Regions from separate parts of the Mus musculus genome. Here regions 1, 2, 4, 5 and 6 are each linked to region 3. The links are chromatin loops, found by intact Hi-C in ENCODE. Cell type or tissue: gastrocnemius. All regions are shown on one strand. Region 1 overlaps Pdzd4 (PDZ domain containing 4). Region 2 overlaps Hcfc1 (host cell factor C1). Region 3 holds the start of Flna (filamin, alpha). Region 4 holds the start of Irak1 (interleukin-1 receptor-associated kinase 1). Region 5 holds the start of G6pdx (glucose-6-phosphate dehydrogenase X-linked). Region 6 overlaps G6pdx (glucose-6-phosphate dehydrogenase X-linked).

Region 1 (5,000 bases), 450 kb before region 3:
CCGACCCACCCCGCTGTCCAGGTCCTGGCTGTTGTTTAAGCCTGGGCCCCCATCAGGAGCCCCCTTCTCATCATTTCCAATCTGGGACAGAAATGACAAACATACTCAGTTAGGTTCTCACAGACAAGTGTGCTGCAGAAGGACTAGAAAGTTCACAGCTTGCTCCTCTCCAGGCCCATGCTGGAAGACAGTAGACACATTTCCTTTCTCCTTCCTCCCTCTCTTTCCCTACCCAGTTAGCAGGCCTTCTTCCTTCCTTACCTGCTGGACAGGAGGTGACTTTAGCTTCCTAGCACGAAGGTCCCCTTCATTCTCAGATCCAAAGTCATCTAGGAAGTCATCTCTGTCACTGTCTTTCCACCGCTTTGCTAGCTGCAGAGACAAGCATGAGATAGTCAACACTTTAAAGCCCTCCCCAATGCCCTTCCACCTTGCCCTAGACCCTGCGCACTCAGTAAAGTAAAACAGGCCAGCAGCCTTCAAGACAGAAAGCCTGTGAGGAGCCCTGTGTCGCCCTTTCATAAAGACATACACACCTGGCTCTCAGGTCGGGCCACCAGCAGGGAGATGTTAGTGTTCTCCTCCTGGCTCAGGATGGCCACTGCCTCCTCTCGATTTTGGACATCCATTCCATTAATCTGCAGAGGTTTAGAGAATAGTCAACAAGAATGCTAGTGGGGGACTCTGGCTGTGCCAAGGACAGGGTGTTGAACTCTGGGAAGGCATAAATTAGCAGAATGCATTGGGGGAAAGGATGGCCTGGCCTGTATAAGAGCATATGTGCTCAGAGAATGGAGAAGTAGAAGAGGGCAGGGAGGTGCTGGCAGGAATACATGGGAGCTCTCAGGGAAGTTGAGCAGAACAGAGATGAGATTTGGCTCAGGACATGGTAGATTCCAGGGTAGAAGGCCAGGTTCTCAGCAGAAAAGATCTAGGAAGGGGTTGAAAAGAAGGCAGGGCAGGCACGGCAGCCTGATTTCTAGTGCTCACCTGGATGATTCTGTCTCCCTCACGGATCCGGCCATCTTTGGCTGCAATGCTGTTGGGATTTACCTGCAGGACACATGCATCTTGGGGACTTTGGCAACTTTGATGCCCTTTTCAGTGTGTGTGTGTGTGTGTGTGTGTGTGTGTGTGTGTGTGTGTGTAAGCGGGGAAAATGCCAGTCTTGCTCACTTTCCCACTTCACCTCAGACTAGCAGCTTCTAAGCTTTAGGAAGCAGGAGTGGGACAGTGAGCCAAGGCAGTTTGTTCCATCAGCTTGGGAGATACAGGGTGACCAGAAACAGTTCCCTAGTCCCTACCCAACACTTCAGTGGTTTTGCCTCTATCCCTTGTACTACTATACTGTATATATCAAAGTCTTTTTTTTTCAGTGTTAAGGAACCTACAGCCTTGTATATGTTAAAAAAGTATTTTACTATTGAGCTATACCCCCAACTTCATTGAAGCTTTATTTTCTTTTTGTTTGCTTCCTTTCTTTCCTTCTTTCTTTCTTTTCTTCCTTCCTTCCTTCCTTCCTATTTTTTCTTTTTCTTTTTCTTTTTTTTGCATGTATGTGCACAGCTGCATGGAGGTATTGGTTAAATCCAGAAGAAGGTATTAGATCCTCTGGAACTGGAGTTAGAGGTGGTTGTGAGACATCTATGTGATTTCTGGGAACTGAACTTGGGTCCTTTGAAGAAGCAGTAAGAATCATCCTCCTAAAACACTTCCCACATGCATACTCCCCTTTAAAACAGTTTCACTATGTAGCTCTAATGAACCGCAAGCTCCTAGAAATCTGTCTTTGCCTTCTAAGTGCCTCTGAGTTACCCACACCCAACTTATTTGTTTTTTAAATAGGGTCTCCAGAAGTTCAGGGTGACCTTGAACTACTAATGCTACAATCTGGCCTGAGCCACCACACCCAGCTCAGAGGTCTTTCTTTCTTTTGGGGGGCGGTGAGGGGACAGGAACTAGGCACTGGCATGTGGCTAGATGCTTCTTCATAATGAAAATACATAAAGTTGTGTGTTCTGGGCAGTGGGACCTTTTCCATTTGGAAGAGTAGCTTTAGTAGGATAGTGCTAGCATACATAGACATCTGCCAAAGGGAAGAAAATGGGGAGAGAAGGTGGGCCCCATTAAATCCTTGATGCCTGCGTACAGGTCAGCAGGGCTGTCTCCTTGGATATACTGAAACCATAGCCACCCTGGCCTTGACACCAACAACCTACTGTGACACCTAGTGGGTAGTTAGGACCTCTGGGCAGCCCTAAAGCCTGGAAAGACTTTGTGGAAAGACCACAGAGCTGGACTAGAACAGCTCTGGGGCTCGGTGTGCCAAAGCCTGCTGCAGCACCTCTCCATACCTCTCCAACGTAGATGCCTAGGTCCTCCTCCTCATCTGTGCGATAGCACACCATCAGGCCCAGCTTGTCTTGGTGGCTGTTTTTACACAGCTCCACCTCCTGCCACAAGAGGTAGGGGAGGAAGTAGAGGTATAAAGAACTGAAGTGTATAAGCAAGGACGCCTGCAGCCTTGGCCCAGGCCCTTGCCCCTAGCACCCCCTTGCCTTCTGCTTCAGTTATCTGAACTGAGTGTGTAGCCCTTCCCTTTGAGGGTTCCCTTCTCTTACCATCCTAAATGTGCGAGTGTTCAGTGGTTTCCCTACCAGGAAACGCCCAAGACACAAGATGTACAGAACACACAGGACACAGACATGCATGGGACACAGAGTCACCAACAGAGACATAAGGAACACACTACCTCACCCACACCCTCCCTGACTCAGGCTGCTCTCTACTGGGAAAGGTCATGAGGCCCAGCCACCAGGGGGCGGCAGGAGCCAAGCCTGGGCAGAGCTGCAGAAAGTGGGCCTGCAGACTCTTGGTGGCTGCAGGTTCCGGCCAGGCAGGCCAGCCACTAGGCTCACCTCGTACTCCAGCTCGTCCATTCGCTCTGCCTCCTGCGGGCCGCCCTCCATGAACTCCGCTGGGTCATAATACTCATGGCTGATGGGGGGGCTGCCCAGGAGAAGGGGGGGTCAGATGGGCCATCTGCTTCCTTGGCACCCTAGCCCCAGCTCCAAGCTGGCTAGTCCCAGTACAGTAAACAAAGAACCCTGTTCTAGATGTACTTTCTAGAAAAGGTGGCCAAGCTGCTTTTAGAACCCTCCTCTTTGATCGACACAAATGGCTGTGGAAGGATTGGAAATGCTCCTCAAACGAGCTCACAGGGGTCCATCCTAAGGACCTAGGCAGGTACACCTAGCTCTCCCCATCCCAACTCCCAGACCAAGAGCTGATTTCTCCAAAGCTCTAAGTTCCCAGGCTGCCTCTGGCACTGTACCCACTCATGCAGAACCTTCAGGAGTTACCCAGGTCTTCTACAAAGCAGCATTATTCTTCTGCCTCCAGGAAGGGGTTGTCCTCCTTGCCTTAACATTAAAACTGACAGCTCACTGCTCTATGGCCTACCTCTCTGAACAAAAGGGTTCCCAGGGCCACCTCCCTATAGCCCCGTAGGATTAACAGAATGAGTCAGTGCTGCTCACATGGTCACAGCCACCAGGCCAGGATGAAAGGCCCTTCTTCTTAGAAGGCCAAAGAAACAAGCCGAAGGGATGGAGGAAATTCAGAGCAAGTAGAAGAATGGGACAGACAAGGGATGCAAGAAGATTCAAAGAGAGATGCTTGTGAGGAGGCAGAGACGATGGCAGCAGAAGAGGAAAGAGGATGAAGGAGCAGCCAGGTCCCAGGAACATAGGTGTCACTTCAGCCTTTCTGCCAGCTGGTGCCAAGCCTGAGGCCAGAGGCCTGGAGGTTCTGAGCCTGAGTGCCATGGTCAGCTCTAGTGATCAAGCCTGCTTAATGCCCAAGAGTGGCAGCTGAGTTGTGTCTCCCCACCATGGCTAGAGCTGAAAGCCGCCTGTGGGTCACATGGGGACAGCTGCCCAGGTGGCATGTCCTCTCTGGAGGCAGGGCCCAGGCCCTCCTGAGGGCAACTCACAGCTCAGAGAGGACGTACGGCTCCAAGATGCCCATGGGTGGGGTGGGCGGGCGCAGCTTGCCCAGCGCCATGATATGCTCGAAGGTGATGTCGGTCTGAGTGCCACTGTCCACCAGCTGAAGGTCATGGCAGGAGCTGTCCCCCCGCAGACGGGGGCTGCGTCTCAGCACCTGGATCACCAGGGGCTCCTTGGAGGCACGCAGGGCCTCTAGGGTTTGCTCCTGAGACAGCTTGGAGAGCTCCTTTCCGTTCACCTGTGGCAGAGATATGCCTCTGTGAGAACCCTCAAGAGCCGACTTCTCCCCTCTGGAAGTGAAGTCCAGCAGGACCCTGAGTTGCTAACCAGCACCCAGACCTGTTCAACCGAGAAATGTGCTCTCCACCCACAGCCCTGGCTACCCTTAGTGCCCTCCTTCCCAGGCAGACCCCATTTATCAGCCTTCAACCCAGAGTTCTGTCTGTGTGTTGCTGAAATTCCCTCAAAGCCAGGTGACTGAGTACCTGTACAGAGTGTGAAAGTTCTATTATCACCTTGAAACATTTGCAGTCCCTCCTCCATCAAGAACCATCCGCAGCTCCTTGATCCTCCCATAGGATCCTCCTCTCTTCTGGCTGCACCGAGGCCAGAGACAACTAGAAGACTGCACTGCAAATTTCCTTAATAATAACTGAGACAAACTAGCCAACCTCAGGGACTGTCAATTTGTACTACCCAACACTGGGGCCAGAGGATGACTGAGTTGAACAAAGCAACAAACACAGGGAAGGGGTAATGGAGAAAAGAGTAAAATGTACAAGGCTGTTCCTTTTGATGACAACTGACTTGCTGAAGAGAAGAAGGTCTCCTGACACTAAAAAGGTCTAGAATTGCAAAGTGTCTTTTAAAAGGTGCCAAATGGTGGCCAACACAATTTGTTGGGGCACTTGCTATACACCAGGTTGCAGGCAAGGCCCTTTAAAGTGAGTCCTCACCAAATCCATAGCCCTGGCAAATTTAAGGGAGACA
Region 2 (5,000 bases), 290 kb before region 3:
CTGATGCCTTCCCTTCATGCAGGCAGCTGACAGACAGGAAAGAGATTGCTGGCTCAGAAGAGCCCGAGGCAAAAAGCAGTCTCTGCTGACCACGAAAGCCTAGCTGCCTCTGCTTTGACTTCCCCACTCATCTCCTAGGTGATGGTCCACAGGCTCTGGGGCAGTGCCCCTTCCCCACACGCACAATGTTCTCAAGCCTGAAGTGGCAACCAAAGCAGAGTGTCTGTGACAGAAAGTTCTCAGGAGCCACTCACACTTCTAACTGGGGCAAAGGAGAAGTCACCAAGAAAGGGAAATCATCCCTCAGGTACCTCCTGGTTTCCCAAAGACAGTATTAGACAGTGGTCAAGCCTTCAGCTGGAATGGAGCTCTTCCCTAGTTTGCTGGCAGTTTGCTCTTTCACCTAGGCTCCTATGTCTGTCATACCTACAGTGGCAAGGGCTCTGGTTATGTTATAGGCAAACACATCCTTTTACCATGCCACACATTTAAAGGATAAGTGCTCAGTCAGTCCGTTTGTTCGTCCCCAAAATCTAAGACCAGGGCCCAGAGGCAGACCTGCTGCATGTCAGTCAGGTGAGATCTGAGAAGGAAGTAGGAAGGATTTCAAGTCCTGGATCTGGAGAAGGAGGCTGCAGCTACTGTGAGGAAAGGCTTCAAAGTCAAGACCAGCCCCCCTCCAAGAAGTAGATGGGAAGTCAGGTTGTTTTGGAGGAGGGGACACAGGAGGCTTTTGTGGACCAGTCTAAGTTGTTAATCTGCTTCTCAGCCATATTGTCCATGCAGGGGAAAAGGTGTATCTCTACAAGAAATAGATGTTTGATTTGGAGACCAATGTACTGAGAAAGAGGGAAACTGCTTGTTTTGCTTTTTCTGCTCCCTTTATTTAGATGCATTCGAGGACAAAGTTCTCTCCTCAGACACCATTTGTAAAATCCTGTTTCTCAACTCTAAGGCCATATAGGCAACAACTGTGCCCTGCCTTGCTTTAGGGAGGAGGGTCTCCCCAGGTGCACCTGGAACAACCAGCTAGCTCTTAAGACTCCTCAGTGGTTTAGCTGAGTCACTAAAGACAATACTATAGTCCCCATCCTCTCTGCCATTTTTCTGCTGGAGTGATGCAGCTTGTACTGCTTGTGGACATGCATGCACGCATGTGCCCACACATCCAAACGTTGGCTCTTGACCTATGTCCTTACTCCTAGTGTAAACATGAATCAAGAAATGTAGGAGCTTCCAATACTGAGGTAAATCAACTTTGCACAAGTAAATAATCCATGGAAGGAGTTTCATCCAAATTACAAAAGAAAAGCTAACAGGAAACCTCTGAGGCAGCCTCAATCCAGTCCCCAGTTACCTGTAATCCTAGGCCTTGAAAGGTGGAAGCAGGAAGATCAGGAGTTGAAGGTGAGCCTGGGTTATAAAAGACCCTGTTTCAAAACACACACACACACACACACACACACACACACACACACACACACACACGAAGGGAAACTCACCTGAATTCAGAATAAAATCCACTGATTCATTATCTGTCACATATATGGGCAGTCCCTCACTCAGCTAAAAACCCTTGTGTTAAAGCAACAGGTAGGGAGTCTTGAGTAAAAGTTAAATGGCAAATGGGATTAGCTTGCCCACAGCTTTCCTATCATGCTGATCCTCTGACCCAAACGACCAGGCCAGAAGTTAACTATGATGTTCTTGAGCCTCCCAGATTAGCAGCTTCTCCTATTGAGACCTAAGAGGACCTAATCTGGCTCTAGAATGTCTCTTCTTCTGGTAAGGCAGAAGCAGCCCTTCCCAACTTCCATCAAGAGTCTGTTAGGGAGTAAAACTCTTGGTATGGAGATAACATACCATCTCATCTCACCTACAAATCCCCATTTTACGCCCTACAAGTGTGGAAGTATGTGAATTTCTCTGTCTACCTTGTAAATCTAACAGCTGCTCTCCCTTGCCCTCAAACACCCAGTGGGGTATCATGTAACCCAATCCTTGGGTCCCTCATTGTTGATATACCTAGGCATGTCCCTGGCCCTCTAGCCTGACCCTCATCAGAAGAGGGGAATTTGAGGAAAGGAGTCCACCTGTCTTCAGGCTCCAGCTCAAGATACTTTTTTACCTTCCCTTTCTTCAGTCCAACGTCATTTGTAGCTTGTCTCCCCATCACCATATAGACTGATAACACCCATGAAGCAAAGAACACGGTGCAGTTCAAGAAATTATTTTCCTTTCAGTGTGATTGGTTATACCAAAATCATTTCCGATGAGGCAGGCCCCATGCTGGAAGGCACAAAGAAGGCCCAGACCTCCTATTTCCCATCTGGTAGGTAGGCTGTGAACCTCTCCACTGATAGGAAGAAAAGCTGAAAGAGCCTGGAACCATGCCCAACCCTTGGGAGCAGAGCAAGGGTGACAAAGGACATAACTGAAGGAGGTTTCTCTGAGTAGAAAACATTTAAGACAGAGCTTTGAAGAGTAAGTAGGCTATTTCCTAATCAGCAAAACTAACCAATAAGGAAGTGAGCCTGTTAAGGAGGGCCTGAAATAGACAGGGGAACAGATGTGATACCCATTTGAATTAATAAAATTTAGGTATATGGACAGAGGTAAATGGATGTGTTTCTAAGTCTATTAAGGTTCACACTCTGGCCCACTTCTACTAGTAGCCAGTGCAGTGTCCTAGTTTGGACTTGTCACTTCCCCTCTTAGACTCCAATTTCCTTATAAGTAGGAAGTCCCATTAGATATTTTGTAAACCGCCCCCCCCCTCCAGTCTATGGAGGGATTGGAGATGTGGCTCAGTGGTACAGAACTTGCTCAAGGCTCTGATCCACACCCAACCCTGGGGGGTGGGGGTGGTTACTTCCAATATCCACCAAGGCAAAAACAGCCTGGAAGAGGGACCATACACACCCAGCTTCAACACAGCACATTTCACCTCAGCCTGTATGGATCCTCGAGCTTGAGGCCTCTTGAGTAATCTGAATTGCCTCATGGAAATAAAATTCCTTCACAGGCAGTTGCAACCCCAAGACCTACCAAAAGCCAGTGAAGGGTCTCTCAGCCCCCATGGTGACTGCCTCTAAAGGGGCAAAGTCATGTATGCATGCACTCTCTAGCACACACAAACCCAGTAATTCCATTGGGTAACCCCTGGGTGAATTATACTCCACCCCTTGCAAACTGAAGAGCTGACCAATACAGCCAAGTGCACACACACCCTGAATCTCTTTCCTCTTTCAAAGAGGAAAAGAGGAGTTTCTAGAAGAGCATACTCTTTAAAGGGGTAAGTACTGATCCCACAAAAGCAAAGGGCTATAGGCAGAGGCATGAACAGATTATGAACTTAGGCCTCTTTGAAAACAAAACGAAGGTAAGCAAAAGAGGCAGTTGTAATGAAGGATGGGCAGCCAGAATAGCACAAGAACTGTTAGAACTCTGAGCCTGCCAAATACACGAGACCCTGTCACCATCAACACAAGGGGTACACCTATTAAGGTGAAGAAGAGGGTATAGCAGGGTCTGCTAGTTGCTCTCTCAAGCCACCTAAAACTTGATCAGAACAATTTGAAAACTTTGTTTTGGAGGATTCTAGGCCTTTGTTGTAAGGGAACTTGACTTTTTAGAAACCTGGTTACCTTCTAACATCCAACCTCTGCAAAATGGTAACAAATTAACACCAAAGTGGTCAATTGTTTTCAGTAAACTAATGAATATGTAGAGGTCCCAGGAAGCTAAGACATAGGCCTGCAATGGACTTTGGAGCTGACTGTAATTAGGCCCCTGCCCTACTTTCTAAAATTGTATTTCCCTGCCAGAAAGTCTGCTCCGGGCCTTAGTAGAAGAAAGGTGGTCCAGGAAATGGAGAAGGTGTTGCTGCTGCTCCTGTGGAAGACATCTCTAAAAACAGCTCTACTACTACACAAGTTGTACCCCTGCCCTTAGCCTTACCTTACTGGGCTAATTTCTGCCACCACAGCTGCCTGGGCTGACATAAGCATCACCAACCTTCCCACCCCCCTTTCTGCAGAGGCCCTGAGAAAAGCCCAGCTCCCTGCAGGCAACAGGTGTGGAGAGACAAGGAACTCAAGAGGGTTGAACCCACCAGTCTTTCAGAGTCAACTTGGGAGGGGGAATAGTTCAGAGGTGCAGAGGCAGGCCTGTATACTCAGCCTGGCAGGGGAGGTGCTGAGAAGCTGCCAGGAGAGTCTGGCTCCAATTCTTGTTCCATGAACTACCCCAGACCACGATCTCCTGCCTACTTTCTGCCTCCTCAGTGTGGAGTGTGTGAGATGGAGGGTGGGGTCAATTGCTTCACACTTGGTCCTGCCCTCAAATGAAGAGGAGGTGCCTGGGACCGCAGGGGCCCAGAAAGGATGAGGGTGCACGGAAGAGGCTAAGGAGCTGGCAAGGGAGGAAGCACTGCAGGCTGCACCTACTGCAGCAGAGGGAAGCTTCTAGTCTACCAGAGGCAAGGGGGCTGGCTCTCACCTGGACACAACTGGCACATACTTTCAGCTTTGGCAAGCCCCAGCACTTCTTTTCCCTTAGGGCAAGGAAAAGGTCCTGAAGGCTCTTGGGCAGTCAACCGGCGACTCAGGCCAATCCCCCGTACTACATGTGCAGAAAGTGCCAAGAGGCTACCAGAGAAGGACTCAAAGCTTTCTGCCCTAAAGACAGAGCAAGGGAAGCAAGCAAGGAACAACATGTGGCTCCCATAAGGGAGGGGACAGAGGCCAGGCTTTAGATCAGCTATACCTGCAGATAGGCTCCTCCCAATTTGCAAGGGCTTGGGTTTGGGGAAGGAGGCACTAGTTAACCCCTTCAATCTCTCTCTCTCTCTCTCTCTCTCTCTCTCTCTCTCTCTCTCTCACACACACACACACACACACACACACACACACACACACAAAAGACACACTGAGCCCTCCAGTCTGCTATGGGGGGCGGGGTGGGGGAACTCAATTGTTAAGGCACCAGATTAGGAAAAG
Region 3 (5,000 bases):
CAACCCATCGCTCAGGTCCGTCTGCAGATTGGCGATGCGCTTGCTTACGCACTTAAGGTGCTCATTGCACCAGCGGGTGAATGTGTTCTGCTGAATTTTCTTCCACGGTGCATCTTCTGCTAGGTCTTTTTCGGTAGCCGGCATCTCCGCGTCCCGTGAATCGATACTGCCTCCCGGAGACGCAACCGCCGCACTCTGGCCACAGCGGGAGTGAGAGCTACTCATTTTGAGGCGCGAGGAACGGAGGGGCGGTGCTGCAGCTTCGCCGATGGGACGGCCCTTTAATTAAAGCAGTAGGCACCTCCGAGCATGAACGACGAGGCACAGAACAGAGGTTGCACTGCGGAAAGAGCGAGCCCTTTAAATGTATGCGAAAGGCGGAGCCAGAGGCAAAGTTTCCTTGGGGGCGGAGCCTCTGGGTGGGGCTTCTGGGCCGCGCCCGCCCCACCTCGCCCCTCCCGTTGGAATGCCCCACAACGCCCCCCGCCCCCATCCCCCGAAGCTGCCTCTGCACTCCGCCAAAAGCAACTCAGCCCCGCTGCTTCAGAAAGGGTCTTTGAGCCCCAAAGAGCACAAAAAGGTCTGGCAACATCCGCTACAGTACTACAGGAAACGGACCCCAGATCTAGGAACGCTTGAGCAATTCTGTCACAGAATTGCTCAGCTCCAGCAGGCACACCCTTACAAGGGACTTTCTTTCCCCAAGGTCCCTGCAGAAGGCGGAGCGAATAATGTCCCGGTATCACTTGGGCTCCGCCCTGACCCTGTACCCTCTTCTACATTCTCTATTCTTCCCGAGCTTAGGGTTCTCAGCCACAGTGTGATCCACAGCAGAGTAAAGCAATCCTGTGAGCGAACCCTTCCAGAGCGCCTAACGCTGCTGAGAGCTCTTTGTATGCTGTCAGACAGGGCTCTCATCACCTAACATAGACACCCACAGAGCCCTGGCACTCCCTACCCATCTCCTTTGGTCTTCCCAGTCTCCATGACCCTGGCCTGCACACCTGCACAGGCCCATTCCCACCGTCGTCTTCTCTACTGCCTAGTTCCATCCGCGAGGAAATGGGGCCAGCACTGGGCCAAGTGGCCACCAGCACTACAGGATCAAGCAGCTTTCCAAAGGTCCAGGGTATGCCAATGCACACAATCAGAGGGCGCCTGCCTGCCTGCCTGCCTGCCTGCCCTGTGATGCATGTAGATCTGTACACCTTGTACCTGCCATACTCACTGTTCTACCTTGGGCCCTGAGGAATTCTGGGGGGAGAGGTCTTCTCTGGCTGAACAGTCCCAAGCCTTGCTGTGACCCTAGAGATGTGGAGGGGCTCAGGGAGAGGGTCCCAGATTACTGAAGAAAGGAGAGTCACCAGACATCAAGGCTTGCTAAGGAGCCTGAGTGTGTTCCCTAAGTAGTGTGAAGCTACTCACTAAAAGTTAATTTAATGATAGATATTCTCTGGAGATAGTGATGAGGATGCTGTGCTGGGACAGAAAGGAGCGAAGATACAGAAAAAGAAAACTGTAGGGGATACTCCCAACCATCCTCTTTAGTTAAGGGGATTCATCTTACCTATGTCTTTCCCGTGGTAGACTTTTCCATCTACTTACTCTGTACTTCAAGCCTCTCCAGAATGTTAAATTGTTTTTCCAGAAAGACAGGCTTCTGTCCCTACTTCTCAATTCTAAGACCAGTGGCCGCCGGGGCTGGAGAGATGGCTCTGTGGTTAAGAGCAGTGGCTGCTCTTTCAGAGGACCCAGATTCAATTCCCAGCACCCATATGAAAGCTTACAACTGTCTGTAACTCTAGCTCCAGGGAATATGACACCTTCACACAGACATGAATGCAGGCAAAATTATGCACATAAAATTAATTAGATAGATAGATAGATAGATAGATAGATAGATAGATAAAGACCAGTGGCTGAAAGAGGCCTTGGGTTGACCAACATGTCATGCCCAAATATGGTTGACTCTCCCACAGCCTGGAGTGTCTTCATTGCCTGTGGTAGGGCTATGATAGGGCTTTGATCACAATGGGCAGAACCTTTCAGCATAGTCATCTTGAGATTGTCTATGATATCGCCAGTCAAATAACATTTTCAGTACAGAATCCCTCCCCCCCATTCTACCTCCAGTCACCTGCATAAATATCTGCACCAAGTGAGCCAAAGGTTGAGTTGGGGGACATGATGGCAGAACTGTGCAGGGATAACCCAAATGGAAACTTCCAGCCATGTTATTCAAGACACAATTAGGGTAATATTTTTGGTCCCCCTGATCTACTGGAGAGCAAAGCCCCATGTACGGAATTGCATTAATACATGATTTTTCATTCAATGCCATTTGGCTGGATCACATGAGTTCATTAATGTACAGAGAACAAGGAAAACTGAATCATAGTAATAGAGCACAAAGAACTTGAGTTTCCTAGCTTCCAGCCCTATGATTTGGCTATTTAGGGGGAAAAGAGGAAATGGGGGGGGGTGTCCTAGCCTTAGAGTGCACAAGTGCCACCACCAGATGTCGCTCCATCCCAAAGATCCAGATGAGGCAGCCCCAGGAAGCCAAAATCCAGCTCTTTCATATTTTCCCTTATTTGGAGTAGATTCTTGGATGGTAGACACACCCCGCCCACCTCCCCACCCCACTCCTCTCAGACCCCAGACCAGGCCCTCCCACAGGGAACTATAGGCCCAAGCCCACCAGCTATACTGGGATCCTGAAGAGCTATTTCTAGACCTGTGTAGCCAGGGGGCGCCAGGAGGGAAGGAAACAGAAAATCCCCAAAGTGAGACCAGTTCCCTTAAAGCAAATCCAGGTGTGGCAGAAGAGAACAGTGATTTCCTGAGCTCACACCTTGGCCAAACTGGAGCTGCAATTGACTGCGGGTGGATTCCACCCACTTTTTCTGGCCCCAGTCTGACTTTGGTATCTAGGAATGCTGATGCTTATGTCCTGGCCGTCAATGACATAAGCATAACCAACCTGAGACAGGACCCAAAACCCAGACTGAAAAATCTAGTTGGCCATGCCCCTGCCACAGCCCTGGAATCAGCTCCCCATAGCCAAACCAGCAGAGGACTCTTGTATCCACCCTTGTTTCATCTCTCTTGTGTCCACGTTTGACACTGACTAAAAAGTGTCCTTCCAAGTTGTCACTCACCCTTATCCTAATCAGGGTACTAGTCTTAAAAGACCTTTCCGGGATAGGTACACAATGACCAGTTTATGGGCACCCATGCCTGTACCCATCTCTTGCCAAACGCTCAGATACTAGCCCCCTTTTCAAGGACTCCCCCCATAGGCTCGAGTTCCTGGATTCCTGGACATAGACACAATAAGTTTGTGGTAAACTATGCAAGGCTATCTCTGGACACCAACGCAATGCCTGGGACCTGAGTCCACACCCAACCTGCTCCTGGTCTTGGCCTCTCGCTTTCCAGACCTCTTCCCAGCTCAGGAGCCTTGCATCCACTATCTGGAGACTATCTGGCGTGGAGCTGACCACAGAGCCCTCACCTGCTGTCCCTCTAACCGCCGGGTGGCGCCCAGCTCTTCGCGCCCGCGCCGGAAGCCTCAGAGCTCCACTGGCGTCCGCTGCGCGCTGCGCGCCTCCACGCGAATGAGCCGCTGCCTCCCGCCTTCTTGTTAGCTGCATCCCCGCCCCACGCCCGCCCCGCGCCCGGCCCGGCAAGAAAGCCTTAATTGGTAAAAATCGCCCGGGAGCTGGGGGCAGGGAGTGGGTGCGGGGCTCGCCACGAGCTCAAGTGCCCCGCTCAAGTGCTAGCGACGCCGCGCCCCCCGCCCCCCCAATGAGCTCAGCGCTCTGTGAAGGCTGCCAGGCTTCAAGGGAGTAGGGCTCACCTCCAGAGCAGGGTCTGCAAACCCTATGTTTAGGACCAACCTTTATGAGGCTAGATGAGTGTAGGGGAGCCAAGTGTTTCCTGGTTAGAAAGGAGGCTCTGTTCCAAGGCCACCTATTCTGAGGAGTTCCCCACAGTCACAGCCTTCTGTCTCTGAGCAAGCCTGGGTTGGCCGCACAAGTCAGATCTTGCTCCATGGGATGAGAGATAACAGGTAATTGTAGTGAGCACAAACTACTCCTAAGACCCCAGTAGGTCCCTGAGCCCTGTGATGACACCCCCACCCCCACCTTCAGCTATCATTGATTTGGCCCCTGTTAGGTACCTGGGAACAAACAGAAGAAATATACTGAATTCTCAAAGCAATCAAATGCAGTCCCAAAGCCTGGGAATGTGCAATGTGGTACAAAGAGCCAAATATCTGTGAACTTAGTGGACATAGCCATTACCTAATATTGTCAAGCTCTCTCTTCCTCTTCTACATGGCCATTTCCTGGTAGCTTTAGATTCAACTCAAATGTCACTTTCTAGGGGAAGGCCAAATAAAGAAATTACATTTCAACATTCAGTTATTTTATTTTTTCCCTACAACCCCAATTGAGCTATGTTTGCATCATGCCTGTGTACACAGTAAGAAGAAAGAGTGAGGAAGGGAAGGAAGGGCAAGCTACAAGAGAAGAAAGAAGAGAAGGGGAGGGAAGGAAGGAAGGAAGGAAGGAATAGGAAAGAATAGGCAGTGGTAGTACAAGCCTTTAATCCCAGCACTCTAGAGGCGGACAGGAGAATCTCTGTGAGTCTGAGGCCAGCCTGGTCTACAGAGTGAGTTCCAGGACAGCCAGTGCTACATAGAAAAACCCTGTCTCTAAAACAAACAATAACAAAGATGGAAAGAAGAGTGAGGGAGGGAGTTTGACCACATTTGCAGAGTCAATTTGGTGATCTGTAGTTTAACTTGAAGAGCAAAGCACTGGGGTCCTTTCCAGGGAGCATGCATGCCTTTCTAACTTTGTCGGCTCTGCTGGCAATGACATTTCACATTCTGGCCTCCAAATAGAACTAAGGTCTCTTACTTTCTGTCTAGTAGGAAACCTCTACTAGAGAGACAAATGGATTATCATTGTTTGCTAAATTAGTGGCCT
Region 4 (5,000 bases), 230 kb before region 3:
GACCCCCCCCCCCCAAATTCCCCTCACCTGTCACTGTGCGGCTTGGGGCAAGCTTTATTCTGAGCCTCTGGAGAATGAGGAGTAAGACTGTCTATGACCTAATTCACGAGCAAGTGGTAGCTAAAGCTATACCGAAGGTTTTGGCAAGCACTCTACAGCTGGGATACCAGCTAGGAACATTTCACAGGACTCAAGACAAAATGTGATGGGCTCAGCTCTACCTAACAGAAAGTGCTGGTGCCCTTCTCCCTCTCCTCTCTCAAAACAGTTTGAGAAGGAAGCTCTTATCCTGTATATGTGGTGGCTTGTGAGTATGACATTCAGGCATGGCTCAAGCTTGGGTTCAGTCTGACAGCCTGTCTCCACTGGTCCTCATTCCTCAAGAGCTATATGTGGACTAAATACTAAATCCTTTAGCTACTCTGCTTGCAAAGCCAATAACTCCCAATAGAGGAACAGTGGGGAGAGGACAGAGGAAAGAATTGTATGGAAAATCTTGGGCCAAGCTGAGTGTAATGTAACTCTAGCATAGAGCAGGCTGACGCAGAAGAATTGCCAGCTTGAGGCTAGCCTGAGCTGGGTAGTGAGGTATTGTCTCAAACAATCAAGCCAGTAAAAAGGAAGAAAGAAAACCCTGGGCCAAATCTTGAGTTTGAGGGGGAGCCAGAAGCCCAAGTCCTGCCTGACACAGGCTAAGGGGCTATGCCAATAAAGGTGCCAGATCAGCAAGGACTACCTGAAGGTGGAGCTGATCCTCCAAGGAGCCATTGGGCAAGAAGCCATAAACAAGGCAGTATAAGCCACTCTCTGCACAGTAGCCAGCAAAGTCTACGATATTTGGGTGACGAAACCTGTTATAAAGAGTGGAGTCTGAGTTCTTTAATTTTCTGGGTTCTACTACTTTTCATCAGGCCAGGCTAGGTAGGCAGCACTTGATGTTCCCTCACCCATGCCAGGCCAGGCCTTGAGGGCCCAAGGGAGCCAGATCTTGTGTTGTGCAGTCCTAAAGACTGATGAGGCCGTGGTGTGGCTCACCTTGTGCCCCTAGACAGGAGGGACCCCCAAGGCTCACCTTGATAGCTGTTCCACCTCTGTTAAGAAGCTCTGTTTCACCATAGTCCACTCTAGGTCAGCTTCCTGTAGCCCCAGGCATGGTGGGGTAAGAGGTAGGGAAAGTAGGTGACATGAGCCAAGCTTGCCAGTTGTTTCCAGGCCCAAATCTATGGAAGGCTTGGGGTCCTTGAAGGAATTGCTTGGGGAGGCTGGAGACTGCAGAAGTGAGGGGCTGATGGAGGGAGGAACTAGACAAATAAGGACTGATAGATTGTCTTCCAGGTGTCTACCCCAATGTTACACCTACCTCCTTCAGTCTCTTCACAGCATATGTAGTATTTCTCATGACTGCTCGGTACACACATCCAAAACCACCCTCTCCAATCCTGAGTTCTTCAGAGAAGTTGCAGGTGCCTTGGGAAATCTCACAGAAGGGCCAGCAAAACGGGGAGGGATGGGCTCTTTGGAGGCCAGACACTGGGCTCTCTGGGCTTGACTGCTGGAAGAGACCATGGACCAGGCGAGGACCCTATCTATTCCCTTTGGTCCAGGTTGAAAGCTCCCTTCAACACTAGTTGTCTCTCAGATGACCTGGCTGTGCTGATTTGGGCTCTGTGGTACACCAAAGGTTAAGTTTCTTCCTCTTTGTCTGGAAAATTCCCTGGGGGTTAAGAGACACCTACCTTGGTGGAGGAAGGGGCTGAAGATGGTAGTGGTGGCCCGAGGGAAACAGGGAGTGGAACCTGGAGGAGCTCTGACTCAGAATGGGTCTGGGAGCCTGGAAAAGCTTCATAAAGATGGCAGTGAGAGGCAGAGACCAGCAGCAGTCTACAGCCATGTCAGCAGTCATGGTGGCCTTTTCCTCAGGCATATCAAGCCCAACACCCGGGTTCTTTTTACCTGGGGAGAGGAAGGTGGAGGCAGAGGACTGCAATTTCCGGGGGCTCCAGTCCCCGGCCTCAGAGCCTGCAGAGATGCTGCTGGGCCTTGGGGCAGCGGTGCTTGGGGGCACAACGGGGGCAGGAGGGTGCCCTGGGATAACAAGGAAGGAAAGGAGGGTTGTGACTCAGAGCTCTCTATCTCTAAGTGAAGGGGTGGGGGGGGGGGAGTTCCCATATGGTTCCCTGTCTCAGGAAACTCTGTACCCGTCACCCCTCTTGGGTTCCCATCCCTAGGGTCCCTGGGGCTATGCTCGCTCACAGGCTGTGATGATGTCCCTCGCACGCAGCAGCTGCAGGTGCGTGAGGATGTGAACGAGGTCAGCTACGCGCGCGTTGCGGTTGATCCAGGGCCACAGAACACTGGCTGTGCGCTGCTCGGAGCGCTCGCACAGCCGCAGCTCTGTCTGGTCGCGCACGATCAAGGCCGCTGCGGGATGGGGAACATCAGGCTTCAGCTCCAGAAGCCTGAGTCCACCACCCCACGCCGGCCTGCCGTCACCCACCGAACTGGCACCAGTCGGCGGGCTCCAGGGCGTCCATCACTTTGTAGAAGCGGCACATAACCCAGGGTGGCACCTCGTACAAGAAGTGCTGGGCGCCTGGAACCACAGGCTCCCCGGGGCCCGGCCCCCCGGCCATGGCCGCCGCCGCCGCCCCCGGGCCGAGGCCTCTCGGGGCCTCGGCGGGCGCGGGCCTTAGCGGGCCGGGTCCGCGGACACTGACTCACTTCCCCTTCAGGCCGGCCTCGTGCGACACCCGGCCGGGCGGAAGAGGCGGCGCTCGACCCGCCGCCATCTTGCCCTCCGCGGCCTTCCGCCACACGGGGGCGTCCCGCGCCGCCCTTGACGCGGGGAAGGAGCTCTGCTACGTAGGAGGGAGTCCCTAATGGGAGAACCGAGGTCTGTGGTCCTACACAAACATCTGAATAGGGCTGAACAGGATGAAGAATGACTTCCAGTTCTAGAGACAAAGGGCACGATGTTTTTACACGATGTTCTACAAAGGCAGTTTATGCCAAGCCTGGTGAAAGTCACGGAGAGGCTACCCTCGCTTTAGTTGGGGAGCAGTTTGAGAGCCAGCCAAATTGTTGGTCAGTCAGGGTTAAATATGGGTAACAAAATGGCCCTCTGGCAGACTGTAGTCATTTGGTGATAAGGATGGATGCCCTGAGAATGGTCTGGAAGAGTGTATACCATGCTACTGCTTGTGTGCTAGATCTCCATGCCCCCACCACGCCCCCAGGAACCTTCCAGCAGCTGGGCCAGCAAGTGTTAGATCACAGAATCTGCCTGTGCAGGATTCTAATTAGCTTTCCAACTAACACATTTATGTCTCTTAACATACACATGGTGTTCGGCTCTAAATGTCCCTTTCCTTTTTCTGTCACACTTTTATCTTAGTTTGCACTTCTCTCCATAAGGATAGTAGGGTCTAGCAGCTTCTCCTACCCCTTTCTAGAGTAGTTGTTGGTGATACCACCTGTTGTGACCTTTAGCCACATGAATGAGTGTCTCTTGCCTATTCCTCTACTGTTCTCCATTCAGGGTTTTCTTTGGCCTTTTTGGTCACTATGACACACATCTCAGCGCACACTACTTTCTCATTATGCTCTCTGAAGTCCTCTTCATATGAGTGCACTACTCTTAGCATTAGCCATTGCCACTCACCTGCACAGACTGTATGGCTTGGATAGTGCTCCCTGCTCAGGTGGTCTTCCTCAAGTACAAATCACTAAAGCCCAGCTCTTTAAAAGAGCTGTTAGGAAGATGGCATAGCCAGCCTCTGTCCACCCACCTGAACTTATATACACCAACAGCCTTAAGCCAGATAGAACTCTTTAGATGTTGGGCTTGGTGGTACACCCCTTTAATTCCTGCACCCAGAAAACAAAGGCAAGTGAATCTCTGTGAATTTGAGGTTAGCATGGTTTAAGTTCCAGGTCAGCCAGGGATACAAAGTGCAACCCTACCTCAGATCAAGACCAAACCTGAAAAAAACAAACAAACAAAAAACAAAACAAACAAAAAACCCAAACCCTGTTTAGTAGGTGTCCTGAAAAGAACTTATTCTGTTCTGAAATTGAGTTTGCATATACACCCCTGCTGTAGCCATTCCTGATAAGATTGAACATAAACAGCTGTGGGGAAAACTTCCTAAACCCAGCTCCTCTCTTGAACACACCTTGAGCTTGCTGGAGTTCTGTACCTCTAAACTTTTCTCACTTCTCACTGCCCAGGGATGATCCACAGGCAGCAACTTGGTATTCCTTGTTTGGCCAGCTGAAAGCATGCTTGTAAAGCGGCAGCTTTCTTCTCCTGACCAGTTTCCCCAACAAACACTTTTTGTCATATCAATCCTAACTACAAAGGGTTCTCTCTCACTAGCCTGACCTCTAAGGAACTTATAGTATGTCTTCAGAAAGGTCTACACAAGATCCATGGCTGGCTCCCACTGGGGCCTCTTCTTTGAAGCCACAGTAATTGTGGCCACTCTCAAGATGAGGTCAAACTAGATGTGGTGGTGCATACCTGTAATCCCAGAACTCTAGAATCAGAGGTAGGAAGATAACTAAAATTTCAAGGGCAGCTTGGTTTACAATGCATAGTTCCAGGTCAGCCAGAGCTACACAGTGAGACCTTATTATAAAACAAAGCTTGGCATGGTGGCTCATATCTGTAATTCCAGCACTTGGGAGGCTGAGGCAGATCACCCTACATACTCAGTTCCAGGCCAGCCTAGAGTAGAAGTTGGACCCTGACTAAAACCAAAACAACCCAAGAGGTTAACCATATGCTGAGCTTCCAGTGGTTTCTCATGGGTCAGTCTATATTAAGATGTGCCAACTCCATTATCCAAAATTATCATGTGTATATATGTTAAACTCTATGGGCAGGGATTTGGTCCTTTTTATGGACGGGGGACTCTCAGTGTCTGGTACACACCTGGTACTCAGTGTATTCTCCATGTCTATAGGTTGAATCATCAATCCTTTCATGTAACATTTGA
Region 5 (5,000 bases), 180 kb after region 3:
TTAGTACACAAGAATCCATTTGTGACTTCTGTTACATGCAGCTCCCCAAAGTACACTGTCCCCACAAGGAGGATAGGAACTGAGACTATTATGTAATGGGAGACACTTGATTGCTACGTTTAATGAATGGAGAACTTGCAGGTGTCCTAGATCAGATAGCACCTGCATTTAGTGAAGTATCAGGCAGGAGCTACTCTAGGGGCTAAGCATAGGGTCTGTCTGTCTCTCTCTCTCAGGACCTCTGAGAGGAACAGAAAGAAACAATGATGCTTTTTAGAAAATCTCTTTCTTCCCCACTCCCTTTTGCTGGAACTAATAGTTCCTATTTCTACTCTGGAAGCCCGGGTTCTTACTCCCAGAGCAGAGGAGAGCAAAGGGGAACCAAACTGATTGCAGTGAAAGGAAGTTGCTCAACTTGAGGCTAGAATTCACATAATTAGCCTAGGATAAAGCCAGAAAAGCTGCCTGGTTTTTGTTTGTTAGATGAAAAACACCAGGGTTCAGAGAAATGTAGACATTTGTTCCAGGTCACATAATAAGCTATCAACAAGGTATCTAAGAGTTCATGTCCTACAGTTAAAAATGATCTTCGATGACTGGGTTATTGTTGCTGCATGCTTATGAAAGCATGGGTGGGGCAGGGGAAATAATCTTCAGTTACTTTCTCTTCCATTTGGCCCTTTAGACTGAAAGCAGAGTCCCACATGCTAAGGTTTGTGGCAGATACATGCATAGCTCCTTTAAGGGGACTAGGCTAGAGACAGGGCTGAGGGTAGGGCTGCTGTATTGTGTGTTCCGACTAAGTACCTCCCTTAGGTCTTAGAGCTACAAGGAGCCAGGGGACAGTGCTTTGGTTTGTCTGTCCCTTCCCCTTTCAGTGGCAGGGCCCTTCTCCTCAGCTTGTTTCTGCATTCCTTTTCGAAGTTCTGCCACTCCCATTTTTGCTCAGAAATATAAGGCAGACAACAAACAAGTCTGGCAAAGGGGGTGGCATGTTCTGATGTCCATTTTTTGGATAGTACTGCGATTGAACCTAGGGCCTCATGCATATGAGGTTAGGGCTTTACCACTGACCTACAGCTGTAGCCCTTGGTGCATGGCAATGCTCTGTGTGAACAAAAAACCACAGAGCTCCTCCAGCATTGAGGGGTCCAGGGTGGAAGGTGCTGAGCCAGTGGCTACCCTTTCAAGAACACACTAGTTCTGATGAAGTTCTTGTCCAAGATTACACAATAAGTTAATAGTGAAGATGGTCACACGAGGGTGAGCTGATTCCAGGATTAAAAGCAAGCAATTGAGTTTACCTTTGCCATCGAACACTGGCCACTGAACGTGCCCTGCTGCCACATAGCACATAAGGGGGTGATTTGGTCTAAGCCATGACTTTACTAAGCCCCCACCTGCTCCAGTCTCACTGTGTACTGTCAATACAACACCCCTCTGACTGCTTCTGTTCTTCAGTTTTTCCTAACAGAGCTGGGACTAGGTGGGATGAACAGAAATTTGCAGTAGGCTTTGGAAGATATGGCAAAGAGGAGGTGTTTATCCCTAGGGAACTTCATGCCGTAGAAAGAAAAGAGGGAGAGGCAGGACCTCAGATTCTTCCACTGAAATTAACAGTAATATTTTTCAAATTACAGATTCATTAAAATCAGAATTTTCCCTGATTGCACATCAGTTTTTTTTTTTCATCCAGGAGGAAGAAGTGCTACTGGGTGGTGCTTTAGCACCTGTGATGGTCCAAGTCTGGTCTCCACTCAATGGCTCAGCACAGAGTTCTGAGATGTGACACAAGTACATGTATATCAGGTACTGCTGTGATGATCAGGACACACAGGTGGAGTATATGCCATAGAGTTCAACCTAGTAGAACTTGTGGGTACCTCAGCAGTTCCGTCAATTGGGAAAGTTGAGATAGAGAGAGAGAAGTGCCTTGCACAAGGCTATATTTCATCTTTTAGACTCGGGGCCTGAAGGGAGACTCACCGATGCACCCATGATGATAAATATGTGTGTATCAGCTTGGTGGAAGGCATCACCCTGGTACAACTCTTCCCTCAGGATCCCACACACCTGGGTCCGGCTCAGGGCCACCTGCTCTGCCATGATGTTTTCTGGTGGAAGAAAAGACTCATTGATATGGTAGGAGAACGAAAGAGCATTGACAACTTAACCTTATCCAAGGGTCTTTTGGGTTCTCACCAGGCTGGTGACGATTACTAAAACCACTGGCCGGGAATGCTCTGTGTGTGTGTGTGTGTGTACGCGCGCGCGCGCGCGCGCGCGCGAGCATACATGCATTCGGAGATTCAGAAACTGCTGCCTCTGAGCTCCAGCCATAACCTCCAAAGTTGCCTTCGCTAGGGGCTGTACATTACGAAAGTACTAAAGCTTTAATATAATTCACCTAGGACATCCACTGTGGGCAGCTAGATAAAATCTGGTTACGGCATCACACTCTGTATATGGGACCATCGTATCGTACTCGGGTGTCTGCCAGAAACTCCACAATGAACTGAGCACGTTTGATTGTGCAGATGATGGAGTTCAGCTCCGGCTCTCTTCTGGCCCAGTTGGGTGATCCCCGAAAGTCCCTTCTCTTCTAAAGGTCTAGTCCTCATGGGCCCAATGCGGGGAAAGTGCGGGATACAAAGGGATGGGTTAAAAACTTGTAGATTAGCGCGCATCAAAGGGACTCGCGGCGTACAAGCGTGAAGCATGTCCCTCCACCGACATGCCATCAGACCACCCCTTTACCTGAGTTTAGTTGCCGCTGCCAAACACGTTCACAGATCTGTAGCGCACAGCCAGTTTCCGGGGGCTAAGCTTCGCTGGCCCATTTAACGCAAGAGGGCGTGTGCTTTGACTGAGCTGACCCGCCTCAGGAGAGGCAGGAGGGGAGGAGCTTCGGGCTAGTCTATCATTGCAGGAGGAGATGCGCGCGCATCCCTGGCCAGCCCCGCCCTTTGGCCTTCCCCGATGCCGCTGCCCCTACAATTTCGAGATCGCAAAGTCTTGTCATAAGTGCAGCTCCACACAGTTCTCCTGGGTCCCCGTCTCCTGTGTCACCCAGCCATTATGTATGGCCTAGCTTTCCGCTGGACCTTCGAGGCCCTGCACCTTCCCGGATGACCCCACTTCCGTTAGCAGCATAGCCACGCCTTCCCTAGCTGCTAGTTTGGCTTCGGAGCTGGACTTTCGCAGCTTCCTCTAGGCTTTTTCCTTGGTGGGGGCCCAGCGGCAGAGAGCCCAGTAGCAGGACCAGACTGAAACTTGGGTGTTTTAGTGCGGATGCGGTGCCTTGAAAATGGGGTAGGGGCGAGTGTGGGCGTGGTGACGCACTACTTTAATCCTAGCAGACGGGAAAAAAGAGGCAGGTAGATCTCTGAGTTCGAGACCCTGGTCTTATGGGACCCTGTCTCAAAAAAAAAGTGTGTGTATAAGTGTGTGATGTTTATCAGTGAGGAGAGCTCTGGTGTTCTGCTGGCCGACGCAGGCTGGCGATCTAAGACTTTTCTTTGGAACAGAGTATGGCACTTTGGGGTTTTGATTCACTGGTTAATCTCCAAGCCTTTGAGTCTGTGTTTTACTTCCGGATCCCGCACTTACGACACCGGAAGCCGGAAGTGGAGTTTTCCACTGCAGAGAAGGGAAGGGTGACCGCCTGACTAGGACTTTCTAGGAGCTCCGGTTCTGTCGGAGCGGTCGGATCCCTCTGCTCCTGCCCTCTTCACTTCTGGCCGACTCTGCTGACAGGTGTGGTCCTCTTCTCCAAAGACAGGGCTCCATCGGTGGCTGTTTCGTAGCTTCCGAGACTCCAGAGGTCCACACCCTTCCCCCCACCTTAGGCCCAGTTTGTTCTGCCGCAAGCTTCTAATTATTCGCTACCCAGATTATTTAGGCTAGTCGGATTGAATCTGCCCTTCCCTTCACTGCAGCTGTCGCCTAAGGGCTTGGCCCCTAGTGCTAGAACTCTTTAGGTAGCAGACATTTTCTGTTGATCAAACTGTTTCTGAAACACGTTTTGCACTGTAGGCCAGGTAGACCTCGAACTCAAAGTTCTGCCTCAGCCTTTCGAGTGCTAGAGCAACAGGTGTTCGCCATCAGGCTAGGCTGTTTATCAAACTTGAGTGCATTTGAAGTCTTTAAAAAGTTTTCACGTGTACCTTCACAACTAAAGGTCTTACCTTCTGCACCTCAGTTTACTTTGCAAATGATTCATAGTAATCTGTTTGCCTGTCCTCATAACATTTATCTGACCTGAGAAGGAATGTGTTGTCTTGGCATTTCCTAGGAAAAAGGAAGGACCAGAGAGGGCAAGGGAGAATAGTTGGTGGAGAGGAAGGAAGGGAGTATAGGTGGTATAGGATCTTGTAGGCTGTTGTATGGACTTTGCTTTTTAACACTAGGAGAAATGGAAACTCTGAAAGAGTTCATGGTAGAGAAGAGAAGTAGTTTGAGTTATTTTTGAGGTAATTGGCCCCAGTGGGGCCAATTAACTGCAAAGGGCCATTGAAAAGGCAAAGCATGGTGACCCGTAAAGAGATTATTGCAGTAATGCAGGTGAAAGATGATAGCGCTGTCAGCCTTGAATTACTGAAAAAATTTAAAATGTACAAAAGTAGAAATAATAATATAGTAAATTCCATGTACACATTTCTTAGCTGTGACTATCAGCTCATAGTTAACTTTAATCCACACCCCATTACAATCCTTTACCATGATTATTTTCTTTTCTACAGAAGATGTTATTTTATGTGTATAGGTGCTTTGCTATGCTTTCCTAGTGCCCAAGGGAGTCAGAAGAAGGTTTCAGATCCCCTTGGATTGGAGTTACAGATGTTTGTGAGCCACATCTGCAACAACAAGTGCTCTTAATCCCTGAACCATTATCTCTCTTGCTCCACCCATTGCGATTTTCAATAACAGCTTTCTTGAGACATAATTGGCATGCTACAAAAATTACTATTTGTGTGTGTGCCCCCCACATGCATGCATGA
Region 6 (5,000 bases), 160 kb after region 3:
CCATGTATTCATACCATGATCATAACAAGAAGTGTCTCTTTGTGGGCACATTTAACCCTGCCTTGCTGGAACCTAGAAATTTCACCTACCGTCCCACCGTTCATTCTCCACATAGAGGACAGCTGCTGCAAAAGTGGCAGTGGTGGACCCATGGGGTACTGTGGGGTCATCTAAGTATCCATTGGCAGCTTCTCCTTCTCCATTGGGGTTCCCCACATATTGGCCAAGGACCACGTTGTCAGTTTCCACCTCTGAGATACACTTCAACACTTTGACCTGGGAGAGAACCAATGCAGGTAACAGGGAGGATGTAGGACAAGAGCCCAGTGCCTTGTCATAGAATTACTTGTTATGGGGCATGGCTGCTGGGGACCTGGTGGACATGCCTCCACCTACCTTCTCATCACGGACATCATCTGAACCTGTAGTGGCAGGCTTTTCCATGGCCACCAGACACAACATCTGCAGGAGGTGGTTCTGCATAACATCCCTAGTAGCAGAAGAGGCAGATGCTCTAGTCAAGTGCCATTTCCAGGGTGAGGCCAAGGGGATAACTAAGTTCTAGTTGCCCTAGGATTACCAAACAAGGCTTCCTAGTGACAAACTGGAAAACCTTGGTTCCTTACCCCTAGTGTCTTCCCAGTATCCTAAGACAAGTTAGTAGATACTAATCCTAACCCTTTGGGGTTTGGCTAGATGGGAGTTATACCCTTCATGGCTACCCCCAACAGGTCACTTGAACACTAGCCCTCATAGTGTGAAGATGAGCTGAGTTGGGGTAGGATATGGGTTCTTACCTGATGATCCCAAATTCATCAAAATAGCCCCCACGACCCTCAGTACCAAAGGGCTCTTTAAATGTGAGGATCACACAAGCAATGTTGTCTCGATTCCAGATGGGGCCAAAGATCCTGTTGGCAAACCTGTGGGAGGTTCGTTTAGAGGCTAGCATGAGAGACATTTTGGAAGGGTTCATGAATGGATGCTACATTTGGGATTCCACAGTATAGTGGCTGTATCTGAGCTAAGTACCAAGCTTAGTACCCTGGCCAGCATCTAGGAGGAATTTGACTTTGGGGCAGCAGGGCAGGTGGGGTTCCTTATGTTGCCACCCTTGCCCTGGTTCCCTTCCACCCCATCCCCTATGCACCTCAGCACCATGAGATTCTGGACCATCTCTTTGCCCAGGTAGTGGTCAATGCGGTAGATCTGGTCCTCACGGAAAAGAGAGGAGATGTGGTTCGACAGTTGATTGGAGCTCTGTAGGTCTCTCCCGAAGGGCTTCTCCACGATGATGCGGTTCCAGCCTCTGCTTGGAGCCCCCAATCATGTTATTTCCCAAACCTTTCCCAGGAATAGGCCTATGGCCATGTCATTCTGACCCTCACACCAGGGAGCAGGGCTTTCATCTATTGTATTCTCAGGTGACTCAGGGAAGCTCTGCTGGCTACTATTGATCCTTATCCTGAATAGACAGCATCTTAGAAGCTTCCCTGACAACATGGTAGGGACTGGAACAATTCCAGGGATTTTTCCACCTTGGTGCTAGGGTAGCATGACCTTGGGTGGCCTTGTTCCCCACCTCCCAATGCCAGACCCTTAGAGGGTCAGAAGTGGCCCAGCAGCCAACAGGAAAGAAGGACACAGCTTCCTTACTAGTTTTACTTTAATTAGTCTCATGTATCCAAGGTTGGCCAAGAACTTGTTATGTAGTTAAGAATGACCTTAAATTGCTGCTTCTCCTGTTTCCAGCTCCCAAGAGCTGAGATCACAGGTACTGTGCCATCATGTCTGGCTCCCCTCATTGGTTTTATGTTCTTGAAGTCTTATTGTGTTTCTCAGGTTGTTCTGGAATTCCTGGGTTAAAGGGTACTCCTCCCTCATCCCTTCAGTAGCAGGGACTATCGTCATCGCCCAACGCAACTGACTTTAATTGAGTTTACTTATTTTTTAAACTAGCTTTTATTTGTTTTTTTGAGACATATTCTTACTATGAAGACTAGAATGACTTCAAATTCAGTACGTATGTAGCCCAGGCTGGCCTTGACAACATAATAATCCTCCTGCCTCCTGAGTACTGGAATCACAACTGTGTGTCACTACACCCAGCTAAATTTTTTTTTTTTTTGGTTTGAGACAGTCTCACTCTGTATTACAGGTTAGCCTTGAACTCCAAGCAATCCTCTTGCTTCAATCTCCATCATACTGAAATTATTTATGTGTCACCTTGCCCAGATTTCCATAGATTTTAAAAGACCAGGTTTCTTTCTTTGACACTCAGAGTGCTAAACTTGTTTTCTAAATTCAGGAGGAAGAGAAAGATGGTTTGCAGTCAGCAGTGCTCTCTTATGAAACAACACTGCCACCTTGTGGATCTGCTGAGGATTGGGGGTGGGGGAAGGAATTCTCACAATGAGCATCTGTTCTGTGGAGCAACACTGTCATCTTATGGTCCTGGTGGGAAATGTTGCAAGGGGCCACTATTTTGTAGTGAGAGCCTTGGAAGGTAGAAGCTGCCCAGTGTGTGTGTATAGCCTGTTCCTTTTTTTTTGGGGGGGGGGGTATGCTATTCCATATGGACAACACACTAGGGGCATTCATCTTTTCAACTTGCATAGACTGGCTTGACCTGGGGGCTATTTAGAGTAGCAGAAACAGGAACAAACAGACAGGAGTGAAGAAAGACAGGTCTTACGTCTGACTCATGCAGGTCTCTTGAATGTTCTTGGTGACTGCTTCATAGACTGTGGGGGGCAAGGCCAGGTAGAATAGACGGTTGGCCTGCATCCCCTGGTGCAGGGCATTCATGTGGCTGTTGAGGTGCTTATAGGAGGCTGCATCATCATACTGGCCAGCTACATAGGAATTACGGGCAAAGAACTCCTCCAGCTTAGGTCTTTCTTCTGGAGTGGCCTGGGGATACACAGATGAATGTCAACTTCTACTTTTCTCAAGAGTCTACAGTTGTTCTGCCCTAAAGGAATAGAAGATCTCTTTCTCTCTCTGTGCCTACCCCCCTCACTCTCTCAACAATTTCTTGTTCCACAGGTAAGGCGGGTTTTCCTTGAGTCCCTGTCATTGCTCTACAAGCACAGGAGTTTACTTTATCATGGTAACTTTGTGTACCCACAGGCAGAGGGCTAAGGCACATAGCAGGAATATATGCAGGTGGGGCAAATCACTGGCACATTTTTATGTATCCTTGGGGCCCTCATACCTAGAGTAGAAACTGGATTTCAGGAAAGTCTAACCTGAGAAAAAAGAATGATGGAGAAGGTTGTCTCTTCAAAATTACTACAGTAAACTATAGGTGGTGAGAAAATGTCAACATAGTGCAATTACTGTAGAAAAGAGGTACTTGGAAGGGTCCTTTCATCCAGCTACTGGCATGATCCAGTGTGGTACCAGAGCATAGCAGGATGAAGCCAGAGTGGAGCTAGGAGACAGATATGAGGTTGAAGGGACCTTCTTCCTGTCTTTGTTCAAAGGTCAGGAAGAATGTGGCACAATTAAGTAGACACAACTTTTGTGTGGTTGGCAAGGGAAAGCAAGGATGTGAGGTGTCAGAGATTGAGTGTTCTGGGTGGCCCTGCCTGTTAATAAGTCAAATGAGAAAGGAGGGAACTATTGCTTATGATGGAAATGGGGACATGTCTTCTCAAGGGATGCCTGGAGCTAGTCTTGCTGTGGAGTAGAAGAAAGGGCAGCACAAGGCTCCAGGATCCAATGTCACACTCACTTTAAAGAAGGGCTCACTCTGCTTTCGGATGTCGTCCACTGTGAGTCGTGAGCGGGCATAGCCCACAATGAAGGTATCTTCAGGTAGAAGGCCATCCCGGAACAGCCACCTGAGGGTACAATACAGCTGTTTTCAGACTGGCTAGGGAAGGCCAAGGCCTGTACCTGGTAGAGAGTATTTTGGGGGGTAGTGTAGAAATATTACCTACCAGATGGTAGGATAGATCTTCTTCTTGGCCAGGTCACCCTGCAGAAGAAGAAACATGTCAGAAAGAGCTGACACGACCTAGATCATTCCCCACCAGTGGTGATCTTAGTCCTCATTTGGGGTTACCACTCAGCTAGAAATATATCTACTATGCCCTCCCCATATATATCAGAGGATCTCTGAGACTTAAGCCTCTACCAGCCTTGTACCAATACAGATGAGTAGATGACACTGCTGGGTTCAAGATGAAACCCTAGACATCGAATTCATTAGAGCTTAAGGATGATAAAGGCAGCACATAAAAGAAAGACAAAACCTGTGAGGTAAGGCCTCAGATGTCACCGGAGCTAGAAGGCAATGAGATGGTCATTCAATTTGGAAAGTTAGAAAAATAATGGCAGGAAAAGTTTGATGATGCAGAATGAAGTCTTGTCTCTGTAACAAAGGCCAGATTTGGTGGTAATATATTCTCCCAATATTGAGGGAGATACTGTTTCAAAATCACCTCTTCTAAATCAGAATTAAAAAAAAAATAAGGTAGCAGTGAAAAAATTCAATGGAAAAATTGGGCTGGAGAAGATGCTCAGTGATTTTGGAGTAGGCAAGGGTTCTGATTTCCACCCCCACCCTACAAAAACAAACAGAGTAGAAAACTAACAAAAGAGCGCTAGAGGAGAGCTGTGAATTGCTATTTTCTTGATATGACAGGGCTGTGGTACACATGAAGCCACAGTAGCTGTAGTTGCCTGCATGAGATCAAGTTGGCCAGCATGCTGAGTGTGTGTAGTTCACAAGCTGCTACCCCTAGCTAAGGATCTGTTGGAAGATCCACTTCCCATCAGTGGCTGCTAGGGAATATAATTTTTCTTCATGGCCCCTTGGTAATTGCTCAAGGAGTGGATGATGGTTCCATGCTCATGAGAATGTAGGAAGCAATTATTGTACTTAATGGGTTATAACAAAAATAAAAATTGGGTGGGGGATCGGGGAGGTTGTCCAGAGGGGTTGAGAGAGAGAGAATGGAGGGTAGATATGCTTTAAATGCATTGTATAC

The links. Hi-C counts contacts between places; a loop is a spot of excess contacts. Peaks named below come from ENCODE experiments on the same cell type or tissue, not always from the same donor. Only the 100,000 strongest peaks of a DNase experiment are listed, where the experiment ranks them.
Region 1: it touches region 3 in a loop (3-fold over the local background); 2 of 42 quality-filtered maps call a loop at or near these places.
Region 2: a loop joins it to region 3, with 2.9 times the contacts of the local background. A loop is called at or near these places in 11 of 42 quality-filtered maps.
Region 4: a loop joins it to region 3, with 4 times the contacts of the local background. A loop is called at or near these places in 10 of 42 quality-filtered maps.
Region 5: a loop joins it to region 3, with 6 times the contacts of the local background. A loop is called at or near these places in 30 of 42 quality-filtered maps.
Region 6: it touches region 3 in a loop (16-fold over the local background); 30 of 42 quality-filtered maps call a loop at or near these places.

What each region holds. Positions count from the first base shown.
Region 1 is chrX:73,795,840-73,800,839 of GRCm38, forward strand. Pdzd4 (PDZ domain containing 4) reads right to left here. Exons shown (of 8, transcript NM_001029868.2): 2 at 3,995-4,248; 3 at 2,919-3,009; 4 at 2,355-2,453; 5 at 991-1,053; 6 at 537-638; 7 at 262-372; 8 at 1-81. Among named protein-coding and RNA genes, the nearest start is that of Gm23615, 11 kb to the right of the region's middle. In gastrocnemius, a CTCF peak has its summit at 2,814 (motif pointing right); a DNase peak (open chromatin) is centred at 2,861.
Region 2 is chrX:73,960,208-73,965,207 of GRCm38, forward strand. The region is part of intron 1 of Hcfc1 (host cell factor C1); the gene reads right to left. Among named protein-coding and RNA genes, the nearest start is that of Hcfc1, 3.6 kb to the right of the region's middle. In gastrocnemius, no CTCF peak of the experiment used is centred here; DNase peaks (open chromatin) are centred at 2,370, 4,239 and 4,524; H3K4me3 peaks cover 1,677 bases; H3K27ac peaks cover 2,519 bases.
Region 3 is chrX:74,246,212-74,251,211 of GRCm38, forward strand. It overlaps Flna (filamin, alpha), which reads right to left and starts at 323. Exons shown (of 46, transcript NM_010227.3): 1 at 1-323. The coding sequence starts at 225. In gastrocnemius, CTCF peaks have their summits at 197, 2,549 (motif pointing right), 2,762 and 3,533 (motif pointing right); DNase peaks (open chromatin) are centred at 334, 1,036, 2,615 and 3,611; H3K4me3 peaks cover 3,817 bases; H3K27ac peaks cover 3,994 bases.
Region 4 is chrX:74,021,113-74,026,112 of GRCm38, forward strand. Irak1 (interleukin-1 receptor-associated kinase 1) reads right to left here and starts at 2,809. Exons shown (of 15, transcript NM_001177973.1): 1 at 2,498-2,809; 2 at 2,254-2,421; 3 at 1,954-2,085; 4 at 1,737-1,840; 5 at 1,361-1,552; 6 at 1,073-1,137; 7 at 737-851. The coding sequence starts at 2,633. Mir5132 (microRNA 5132) reads right to left here and starts at 2,486; the gene lies at 2,416-2,486. Mir718 (microRNA 718) reads right to left here and starts at 2,824; the gene lies at 2,737-2,824. In gastrocnemius, a CTCF peak has its summit at 2,816 (motif pointing right); DNase peaks (open chromatin) are centred at 1,787 and 2,799; H3K4me3 peaks cover 1,820 bases; H3K27ac peaks cover 1,883 bases.
Region 5 is chrX:74,426,066-74,431,065 of GRCm38, forward strand. G6pdx (glucose-6-phosphate dehydrogenase X-linked) reads right to left here and starts at 2,815. Exons shown (of 13, transcript NM_008062.3): 1 at 2,758-2,815; 2 at 1,987-2,114. The coding sequence starts at 2,106. Ikbkg (inhibitor of kappaB kinase gamma) reads left to right here and starts at 3,616. Exons shown (of 10, transcript NM_010547.2): 1 at 3,616-3,756. In gastrocnemius, a CTCF peak has its summit at 2,853; DNase peaks (open chromatin) are centred at 2,926 and 3,671; H3K4me3 peaks cover 3,003 bases; H3K27ac peaks cover 3,222 bases.
Region 6 is chrX:74,411,169-74,416,168 of GRCm38, forward strand. It overlaps G6pdx (glucose-6-phosphate dehydrogenase X-linked), which reads right to left. Exons shown (of 13, transcript NM_008062.3): 3 at 3,948-3,985; 4 at 3,740-3,848; 5 at 2,696-2,913; 6 at 1,151-1,309; 7 at 798-923; 8 at 397-490; 9 at 90-276. It also overlaps a transcript of Ikbkg not described here. Among named protein-coding and RNA genes, the nearest start is that of G6pdx, 15 kb to the right of the region's middle. In gastrocnemius, a CTCF peak has its summit at 2,399 (motif pointing left); a DNase peak (open chromatin) is centred at 2,391.